2 separate regions of the Homo sapiens genome follow, and region 2 is linked to region 1. The links are chromatin loops, found by intact Hi-C in ENCODE. Cell type or tissue: Caco-2. All regions are shown on one strand. Links, peaks and the distances in the headings refer to the core of each region. The heading gives the core; the rest is flanking DNA. Region 1 overlaps LOC132205950 (a long non-coding RNA gene). Region 2 overlaps LOC101927026 (a long non-coding RNA gene).

Region 1 (5,387 bases), core at 217-5,216:
CTTGTGTTGCATCCTCAGAGAGGTTCTTCTGACCTCTCTGCCTTTACATGTCCTCTCCCTGTGTCCTTTTTGATTTTTCCAAGCATCAGCAAACTTTCAGCAAAGGGCCAGAGTAAATACTTCAGGCTTTATGAGGCACCAAAAGTCCCTATTACATATTATCCTGTTTGTTTACAACCCTTTAAAAATGTAAAAAAATCGTTATTAGTTTGTGATTTACTGACTCTTGATTTAGACTATCTCAGTGTCTGATTTATATTCTACTCAGCACTGCCCATCTAAGATTAGTTTTGCAAAGCCTTACTATACGTTTACTGCCCGCCTTCCCCTCTAGATTGTGGGCTCCATGAGGACAGGTGTTTTTTTCTGGATCACATCCAAGCCTTGATCTAGTGTCTGCCCTGCAGTAGATGCCTAACACGTACTAATTAATAAAGGAATAAATGAGGGAAATTCATCAGCCTTTTTCCTCGACACCGCCAGGAAGTTTCAGCCTGGCATGGCTTGGAGTGACCAGAAATCTCTGTGCCCTCTCTTTTGCCCACTTGCCTCTGTGCTAAGGGGGTTAGAATACTTCTGTTCAACAAACAGACTGCCAGCATTTGGACCCCCATCAAGTTGCTCACTTCTACAAATACAGGTAGAAGTGGGAAAGATGAGAGTCAGCACTGCCCCACGTGGCACATCAGTTTAGGACTTTTAGATGCCATTGACAAATGCCCAAATAACTTGCAACCTCCATTCATTAGGAAACCAACAGTCAACTCATTGGCCTCCCAGTTGGCCTTCTTTTTTTCTTTTTGAGACGGAGTCTCGCTCTGTCGCCAGGCTGGAGTGCAGTGGCACGATCTTGGCTCACTGCAACCTCCGCCTCCACAGTTCAAGCCATTCTCCTGTCTCAGCCTCCTGAGTAGCTGGGACTACAGGCACATGCCATCATGCCCAGCTAATTTTTGTATTTTTAGTAGAGACGGGGTTTCACTATGTTGGCCAGGATGGTCTTGATCTGTTGACCTCGTGATCTACCTGCCTCGGCCTCCCAAAGTGCTGGGATTACAGGCATGAGCCATCATGCCCGACCCCCAGTTGGCCTTCTTAGAATGGGCACCACTAGGTACCAGACCCCAGCTCTGCCACAAATACGGGAAAATTCAAGCATGGTAACTGGCCACGGTCCAATGTTGTTTGTGATGATGATGATCACGATAATGATGATGATGGTAATGATGGTGATGACTTTTTTCCTTTGGAAATGAACATAGCTTTATTGTTTCTTTTCTATTACACAGATAATTTGCAGAAATTTTAGAAACTTCAAATAATACAAGGAAGATTAAAACAACAAAAAACCCCTCAACTCATCCAAATTCCCATCAGCCCTAAATAGCCATTTAACCACGTTCTATTTTAAAGAGCATCTTTCCAGATATCTTTCCAGTGCTTAAAGAAACACACATCTATATAATTTACATAAGTGGGATTACAAGATACCGAATGTTCCACACTTTGCCTTTTTGCTCAGATGATGGTGATTTTAATGAACAAGTAAAGCAGAATCAGCATAGGAGAAATACGTCCTCTATCACAGTGACACATGCAAGCTTGGGGGTCTCTGCCTAAATGTAAAAGCTAACCCCAGGGGACCCAAGAGAGAAGTAAATGATCTGTGCTAATTCTCAGGACCTTACTCATAGGACTATTGGACCAGAGTTCTTCCAACCAAATACCTGTGCCTCAAACAAACGTGCTCCCTGCTGCCTTCTTTCTGTGACCATTCAAGCCCAAATACTACTTATGTACGGCATACGTGCTGATCATTTTCTTATCCGGAAAAATAGCTTCCAGAATTACTGCAGGCCATCAAAGTCTGGAATCAGAGATTAAAATGTGGAGGTAATTGGTGTCTGGGTATCTCAGGTGGAGCGTCCGTGTATTGCATCATTTCAAAGTTTAAATAGCAAAGGTCAAAAATGATATGAGGGAGGAATGTTTATTTAGGTCAGTTCTTGGATTTTTCTATCTGGTGGAATTCCTCTCTGCACTCTGATTACCTCACATCTGAAAAAAAATAAATTTGAAAGTCCTGATTGTACTTCAGGGAAGAGGCACTTTTACTGTCTCAGGGAGGTCAGCTGATGTAAAAATTTGAATAGCTAATATTTATTGCCACTTCTCAGGCATCAGGCACTTGGAATGCATTTTGTATCTCCTACCTAGGACATCCTTGGTGGCAGGTGATCTCAGTATCCACATTGCGTAGGTGAGGGGGCTGAGCTTAGAGCAGGCAGGTAATTTTCCCAGGTCACCCAGCTAGCAAGAGGCAAAGTCAGGAATCTGGATCTAGCCCTGTCTGAGTCAGAGCTGCCCTCCTAACTGCCATGTTGACACAGTGTAGGTGCACTATAAACACATTTTCCTTTCTCTTACCCTTACAATAGGGGGCCTTTGATAAGGGAAAGCCTCATGTCCTCATGTCTGATTTTTTCTATCCCGAGCATTTATTTATTCACGCATTCATTTAATAAATATTTCTTGCCCTCCTTCTCTGCACCAGACATTGTCCTAGGTACTGTGCATACAGCAGCAGACCAAACAAAGCCACTTCCCTCTCTTGCTTCATGGCGCTTACTTTGCAGTGTGGAAGGTAGGTTATTTGAAAACACAAACAAACAAACAAAAAACAGAGATAAATATGTGCTATGTCAGGGGTCACAGGGGAAAAGTAAAGCAGAGTATGGAAGGTAGAGAGGGACATGGGTGTGTCCTACAGGGTGGTCAGGGAAGAATTTTGGAAGAGATGGTAGTTGAGTAGGAGCCTGAAAGAGATGTGAAGGTGAAGCCTGCAGGTATTTGAAGAAAGAGCATTCCAGGGAAGGGCACGTGCAAAGGCCCTGGGGCAGGAGCATGCCTGAGGGCCAGAGAGAGTGCAGAGGGAAAAGAGAGGATTAGAGAGAGAAGATGAGCTGGAAGAGAAAATAGGAGGTGTTGATCAGATCACATGGGGCTTTGTAGGCCATTGTGAAGGATGTGGGATTTACCTTGAGTGAGCTGAGGTTTGAGCAGATGAGTGCTCTGACCCGACTACATCTTAACAGAACCGTTCTGACACTCATGTGAGGGGGCAGATAGGTGGGGAGCGAGGATGGATGCAGACAGGCTGATCAGGAGGCCATTGTGATAATCTAGGTGAGAGACCACGGGGTCTTGGGGCAAAGTATGAGCACTGAAGGTGGCTAGAAGTGATTGGATCCTCTGCACTTTGAAAAAAGAGTGCATGGTTTTTTATTTTTATTTTTTTTTATAAATTGGATGTGCAGAGAGAAAGAAACAAGAACAATACATTCCATAACAGTTATGCCACTCTTCAGTATCAATGTGAAAATAATAAAAGAGCAGCTTGATGTCTTCAATCATGTTACCTATGCACTATGACCTGTCTCCTCCCAGGCAGAACAAATAGTGCAGACTCAAATCCACCCAACCGTCTGTGTTCCCTGGACAAGTAACTTTACCTCTCAGAGCCATTTATTCATCTACTGAGTAGGAGTATTAATATCAACAGTGCCTCCGTCAGAGCGTCTTAGCGTGCGATGACCCCCGTGCGTGGCTTGGAGACATGCATATGGAGGGTGGGGACTAGGTGTTAGTCCTTATTTCTCTTAGGAGTCACATAGGCCTTTGTTTTAGTCATGAGATTAGGGCCCTTCTTTTGAGGTTGCTGCAACCCTGGGGAGAGTGATTATCTAGCACTGTGGCTAAGGTCAGAAACTCAGGAATCAGTTACAAGGAAACCATAGTCAAGATGGCTCCATCACTTGGTCAAGGCATTCGGTCCCTTCGTGGAGCATGGTGGCTCATGTCTGTAGTCCCAGCTACTCAGGAGGCTGAGGTGGGAGGATTGCTTGAGCCCAGGAATTCCAGGCTTCAGTGAGCTAGGATGGTGCCACTGTACTCCAGCCTGGGCAATAGAGCAAGACCCTGTCTATAAATCAAAAAGGGATTCAGGCCCTCTATGCCTCAGTTTGCTCACCTAGGAAATGGGGAGAGTAAACTCTCCCTTGCAGGGTGGCTGGGAGGATTAAATGAGGGGATAGAGGAACAATGAGCAGAGAACAGCTCCTCAATTACTCCTGCTTCCGTTCTCTTTCTTCCAAGTCTCTGTTCTCGGTCACCAAATACCTGCATTGGGATTTGTCTTCACATTTCACGTCCGCTCTGGGTTATGGAAAATTATGCTTCTGTCCTGTAGCATACAGACCTGCAGCTAGGTCTGGGGCTGGGGATTTAATGTCTTTGCAAATTGTCTGATTCTGACATTTACTGTTCTCCGCTTGTCCTGGGCTGGAATCTGCAAGATGAGGCAGCTCTAGGCTTTGTTCTGAGCAGAGGCAGTACACGCCCCAGTCTGTTTGTGAGGCATAAATGAGAGGTGGAATTAGACTTTATTGTTATTATTAAGTCATATAAGTATCAGTAGTGATTTCCATCACTACCTCTCATCTGGGATGCTGCCCCTGCTGTCCCAGGTCCATGCTCACTCCTTTCAACCTTTTCTCCATGTGGCTTCCAGAGGCCAGAGGGATCATTTAAAATGCCCTATCACATCATAGTTGTCTTAAAACATTCTCCTTCCGCCTCACACTAGTCTAGCCACACTGGCCTGCCATTTGCAACTTGACTTTCCATCCTTTCTTCTGCCAAAGGGCCTTTCCACATGCTATTCTGTTTCCTGGTTGGGGGGTGGTGGGGTGCATTGGTGCATATAGGGTTACATAACAAGGTAAAATCAATAAGGTACAGTTGGAGTATTTAGAGGCCCAGCGCTCTGAAAATATCAATCACACTGCTGCCATATGCAATTTAGAACAAAATAACAGTAAGCAGTAACATATAATTTTGTTTTTCAAAATACACACATTTATATAGTTGTGCTGAAATACATTTATTCTTGTTTGCTTGCTCTTGCTTTCTCCTTTCAGATGTTCTTATTAATTCTCTTTTAGGCTCAGTCTCTCTGGGGCTCTGCTTTACTGATACCCTAAACTGTACTTAATTTCCCAATTGAGAATTCCAGAAACTGGAGTCAAGAATGGGAGTTTTTTGCTTGTTTGTTTTTTTGAGACGGAGTTTCCCTCTCGTTGCCAAGGCTGGAGTGCAGTGGTGCAATCTCGGCTCACTGCAACCTCTGCCTTCTGGGTTCAAGAGATTCTCCTGCCTCAGCCTCCCAAGTAGCTGGGATTACAGGTGCCCACCACCATTCCTGGCTAATTTTTTTTATTTTTTATTTTTTATTTTTAGTAGAGATGGGGTTTTACCATATTGGCCAGGTTGGTCTCGAACTCCTGACCTCAGGTCATCCACCTGCCTCAGCCTCCGAAAGTGTTGGG
Region 2 (5,387 bases), core at 100-5,099, 76 kb before region 1:
CAGCAACACTGTCCTTCTCTTTCTTGAGCACATACATCCTTTCCTGCCCTAGGACCTCTGCACTTGCTGTTCCGCTGATGCTTCCTGACCCTTCCTGGGATATTCTTTTATGTGATTTTTGTATGTCTGTCCTGGTCTCATCCTTCAGGTCTTGTTCAAGTGTTAATTGCTTCAGAAGATCTCCCTTCAGCATTAAAGCCACTGGTTTATTTGACAGATACTGTCTTATTAGTGCCATTATTATTTTCATTTTTATAAATGACAAAATTGAGGCTTGGAAAAGTGAAATAACCTGCCTAAGGACCCACAGCTAGTAAGTAGTACAGTTGCAATGGAATAGAAAGGCAAGTAACTGTGCTGTTGTTTTCTATGAGGCTTGCTTACTTATCAGGGGAATCTTCTTTTGGGAAGTCATTTTAGGTTCAGATTGATTCATGTTGCGTCTCTTTCTCTGACGCATACTCAGACCGTGTTTGATTACTGGTGTAAGCAAACTTCCCTGATCAGAATGCTAGCCTTCCTCTTTTCCTGTGGGCCAGCACCTTTATCATTTATCTTATTACAAACCCAATTGGAAACAGCTCATGCTGAGGAGAGACCAAAATTGCCAACACTAAACTTTTCTACTTTCCAAAGCAGTTTGTGAAATAAAAGGGGTAACAATTTTTCCCCCTCAGGCCAATTCAGTATAGTGATAAGAATAGGTCTCAACACCAGGCACAAACAATATTTCCCTGTCGGTGTGGGATCTACCCTTGTAGGACCCCCATTCATCTACACCCTCACCCAAGCCCAAGCACTTCTTATCCACTTCTTTCCCCTTCCTGCTGCTGAGATATGTCCCTGGTTGAGACCATCAATGCCAGATGTTGATGGACAAAATAGCCATGAAATGTTTTTTCTCTTTTCACTGAATTCCCTGGGGACTCCTGGACTTTTTCCATGGGAGGCCAGAGAAAGAGCATTGGATTGGAATCAGATAAAACCGGGTTCAAAGCTCAGAGCTCCTACTCATCAGGTAAAGGACTTTGGGTAAAGTAATTATCCCTTTCTGAGCCTCAGCTTTCTCATCTGTAAATTACTGGCCTTACTGAGTAGTTAAGAAAATTAAAAGAGATAATACATCTCAGATTGCTTGGTATACATCGTACTGAGTGGGAGGGTAGAATGATCGTCAAAGGTGCAAGGTTCCATTTTTACTAGTTAAGCTGGTTTACCATGGGGAAGGTACTTATTTTCTTAGCACGTTGGTTAAGCTCATCTAAAATATCAGGATAGTTACAGAACATTTGTCATTAGGCTTTTGTATAAATTACGTAAGTTAGTTCATGGAGAGTTCTCTTTAGCCATGGCTGGAATGTAGTTAGTGTTCAACCAATACTATTATTACAATTGATATCAACTTTCTTCAAAAATGTCAGCAAATGGGAATTTTTGGTTATTGTGCACTCTCTCAATCTTTCTAGGATTTTAAGCTCTGTCCACATTACTGGAATGGAAGGAGATATGAGTAATGGAGACTCATTCCTCTTCACCAACCCCTGGACCACTTCTCTTAGGAGCTCTTTTCTGTTAGGATGAGTATAGGCCCTAAAGTGGCCTACCCCACAGACCCTCTGGACATGCCCTGACATAATCAGATACCAGAAGAAGCACAGTGGGGGCTTTTGACCCACAATGCTACTGCTCAAAGCAACTTGGAATGAGAGGAAGTGGGTTCTTTATGAAGAGGACCGTCCTTCCCCCAAATCAAAATGCCAGAAATCATACCACTTCCAGCCTTGACAAAGCAGCTGGCTTTGGGTTAGCCTCCCTGCTTTAAAAAAGTATAAAACTAAACAAAATTTATGCTTCTAGTCACTGGGTAGTAAGCAGCCCAAGACTGTGATCCTGGAGTGTGGGAAACTCATGAAGTAAGACCCACATCAGTGTGGTATTGGCTGGGACAATCTTTGGATCACGGTGCAGAGAGTTGGAGCCTGGGTAGGAAGTAGCAGTGCTACTGATCTGATGAGGCAGAGATCAGAGATCAGGACTGCTGAAGTGGCTGGAAGCTATAAGGCAGGGCACTGGAAAGGAGGGAGCTGAACAGAGAAATCTCAGTAAGTCTCTGTAGGGATTCTAAAGGATTCCTTGGCTGAGGGATGCACATGTGCAGAGCAAAATTATGCAAGACTTACCAGTGAGTCACTGTCATGGGCTGACAGAAGATAATACTGCAGGTTAATGAGTACTAGGAGATGTGAGAGTTGTGGTCTACCCACAGTTGAGAAACCTTGTTAACATGTTGGTCATCCAGATGAGAAACCAGGAAAAATACTCCTATGATGTGGGAATATATTATAGAGCAAGGTCTTCTCTGGATCTTCTCTAACAAAGCTTAAAATCTAGCCTGGCAAAATCTGCAGAGACATCAACATTTGGAGTTTGAGGGGCTTAGGAAAAACCTTGGGGATTCTATAGATCTACTTTAACAAAGCATAATGCCAAGACTACACATGTTAAAGGTGATTCCTCAGTAACTGATCCTCCTTAGAGAATAAAAATCAACATTCTTTAGAGTGAAAGAACCCAGAGTCTCTATAATGTTCCTTTATTGATGTCCAGTATACACTAAAAAATCACTAGACATGCAAAGAGTCAGGAAAATGTTAACCATTCATTGTCAAGAACAAAAGTGAGTTTATAGAAATCAATACCAAGATGATGGATATTATGAAAAAGAATATAAAGCATCAACTTATTGGTTGATTTTTAAATTTATTTAAAATAAATTTTATTGTGTATATTTAACGTATACAATATAATGCTATGGGTAACATACAGATAATAAAATGGCTGTTATAGTGAAACAAATTAACATATCCATCATCTCACAAATTATCTTTTTTTTGTTTTTTGTTGCAAAAACAACTAAAATCTACTTATTTAGCAGAAATTCCAAATACAGTACAATTTTATTACCTATAGTCTTCATGTTGTACATTAGACCTTCAGACTTCTTAGTCCTATATATGTACTATCTCATATCAGCTGACTTACATTTCCTTATTTCTTCACTACTCCTTTTTCTTGTCCCTGGTAATCAATATTTTAATCTCTACCTCTATATATTTGACTTTAGAAAAAATAATTTTATAATATTTTTCTTTCTGTGCCTGGTTTATTTCACTTAGCATAATGTTCTTCAGGTTTATCCATGTTGTGCAAATGGCAGGCTCTCCTTGTTTTTAAAGCTAACTAGTATTTCATCATGAAATAAGTTTCTTTATCCATTTGTCCACTGATGGACATTTAGTTGTTTCATACTTGGCTATTATGAATATAAAGCATCTAATTAGATATATTCAAGAACTTAAAGGGAAATATGGCCCTTCTGGGTAAACAGATAAGGAATATCAACAAAAAATGGAAATTACATAAAAAACATGAAAATTATGAATTGAAAAGTATTGTAATTTAAATTAAAAATTCACTAAATGGATTTGATAACAGATTGGAAACCCATTTGTGATGAAAAACTCTTAGGAAATTGAAACAGAAGGGAACATCTTCTATTTGATAAGCAGCATCTATAAAAGCTGTACAGTTAACATACTGTTTAGTGAATGCTTTTGCCCCCACCCTCCACAATATTAGAAACAAGGCAAGAATATCTTACCACTATTAAATTTTTTGCTAGATGGGGGAACTAGTTAGTGCAACAAGGCATCAAAAGTAAGAACAAAGGTATGGAAATTTGAAAGGCATAGTAAAATTTTTCTCTATTTTCAGATGACATGATTGTCTACATAGAAAATTCTACATAAAATTCTAGACATAATAAATGAAATTAGCAAAGTCAAAAAATTCAAGGTCAATATAAAAATCACTTGTGTTTAAATTTGTTGATCATAAGGAACTAAAAAATGAAATTTAAATATCATTTAGAAGAAGATCAAAAATAAAATATTTAGGAATGAATTTAATGAAAGATATGCAAAACTTTAATAGTAAAACCAATTAACATTGCTAAGAGCAATTGAAAAGGAAAAAGAGGGGAGATTGAGAGAGATACCATGTTCTTGGATTGGCATATTCAATATGATTGTGGTAGGTAGACCTCTAATATGGCTTCCAATGATCAGCATCTCCTGGTATTCACGTCTTACGTAATCCTCTCCCTTTAGTATGTGCTGAGTCTAGTGACTTGCCTCTAATGAATAGAATATGGCAAAGATGATAGAATGATTCTTCTGAGATTAGGTTCTAGAAGACTGACTACTGTCTTCTTCTAACTCTCTCTTGCTTACTTTGATGAGGCCAGCTGCCATGGTGTAAGCTTCCTTATGGAAGGATCCACATAGCAAGGATTTGAGGGTAGCCTCCAGCTCACAACCAATAAGGGTGAGACTGTCAGTTCAACAACCTGTGAGGAACTAAATCCTGCCAATAACCACTGAGTGAGCTTGGAAATGGATCCAGTCAAACCCTCAGATGACTGCAGTCTAGGCCACCTAATTGCATCCTTGAGTGAGACCCTGAGCTGGAAGACCTAGCTAAGTCATGTCCATGTTACTGACCCACAGATAATCTTCTGAGATACTAAATGCTGTCATTTTGTGTTTGGAGATTTTTTTTTATGTAGCAGTAGATAACTAATAACATTGTTATTGTATTGTTCTCTCCAAACTTACCTATAGTCATAATCCCAGTCAAAACCCAAGCAGGCTTTGTAGAGTACAAAAGATGTAGAATAGCCAAAACCATTTGAAAAACAAGAGAGAAATTAGGGAAACTGCACTACTCAATTTCAAAGCTACCATATCAAGACTGTAAAAGTTTTGAAATAAAGCTACAGTATCAAGACAGTGTAGTATCGGTGTAAAGACAGAGTCTAGAAATAACCCACACATATGATCAACTCATTTTAGACAAAGACTTTAAGAATTCACTTGGATAAATGGGGTGTTTTTTTAACAAATGGTGATAGAAAAAGAGGATATTTAGAGAGGAAAATGTGAGCCTTGGTCTCTGCTTTACACTATACACGAAATTTCATTTACAATGTATCACAGACCTAAATATAAATGCTTAAATCTGTAAGAAGAAAACATAGGAGAAAAATCTTATGATTAAGACTTATGACATAAGACTTACATCTTATGACTTCAGACTTATGACATGAGACTTATGCCTTATGACTTAAGATGTCTAAAATTAAAAAGAATGACTATGTCAAGTGTTGTTGAGGGTATGAAACAACAGGAACTTTCTAATGGTACGACCACTTTGGAAAAGAGTATGTCAGTGAAAACGTTAAATACACACTCATAAGTTAAATACACACTCATAAGACTCAGCAGTTCTGCTCTTGGCTATTTATCCAAGGTGAAATAAAAATGTAC

The links. Hi-C counts contacts between places; a loop is a spot of excess contacts. Peaks named below come from ENCODE experiments on the same cell type or tissue, not always from the same donor. Only the 100,000 strongest peaks of a DNase experiment are listed, where the experiment ranks them.
Region 2: it touches region 1 in a loop (4-fold over the local background); 1 of 110 quality-filtered maps calls a loop at or near these places.

Annotation. Positions count from the first base shown.
Region 1 is chr16:9,543,698-9,549,084 of GRCh38, forward strand. All of the region lies in intron 1 of LOC132205950 (a long non-coding RNA gene), which reads left to right. Among named protein-coding and RNA genes, the nearest start is that of LINC01195, 91 kb to the left of the region's middle. In Caco-2, for the core only: no CTCF peak of the experiment used is centred there; a DNase peak (open chromatin) is centred at 2,274.
Region 2 is chr16:9,467,524-9,472,910 of GRCh38, forward strand. The region is part of intron 1 of LOC101927026 (a long non-coding RNA gene); the gene reads left to right. Among named protein-coding and RNA genes, the nearest start is that of LINC01195, 15 kb to the left of the region's middle. In Caco-2, for the core only: no CTCF peak of the experiment used is centred there; a DNase peak (open chromatin) is centred at 2,158.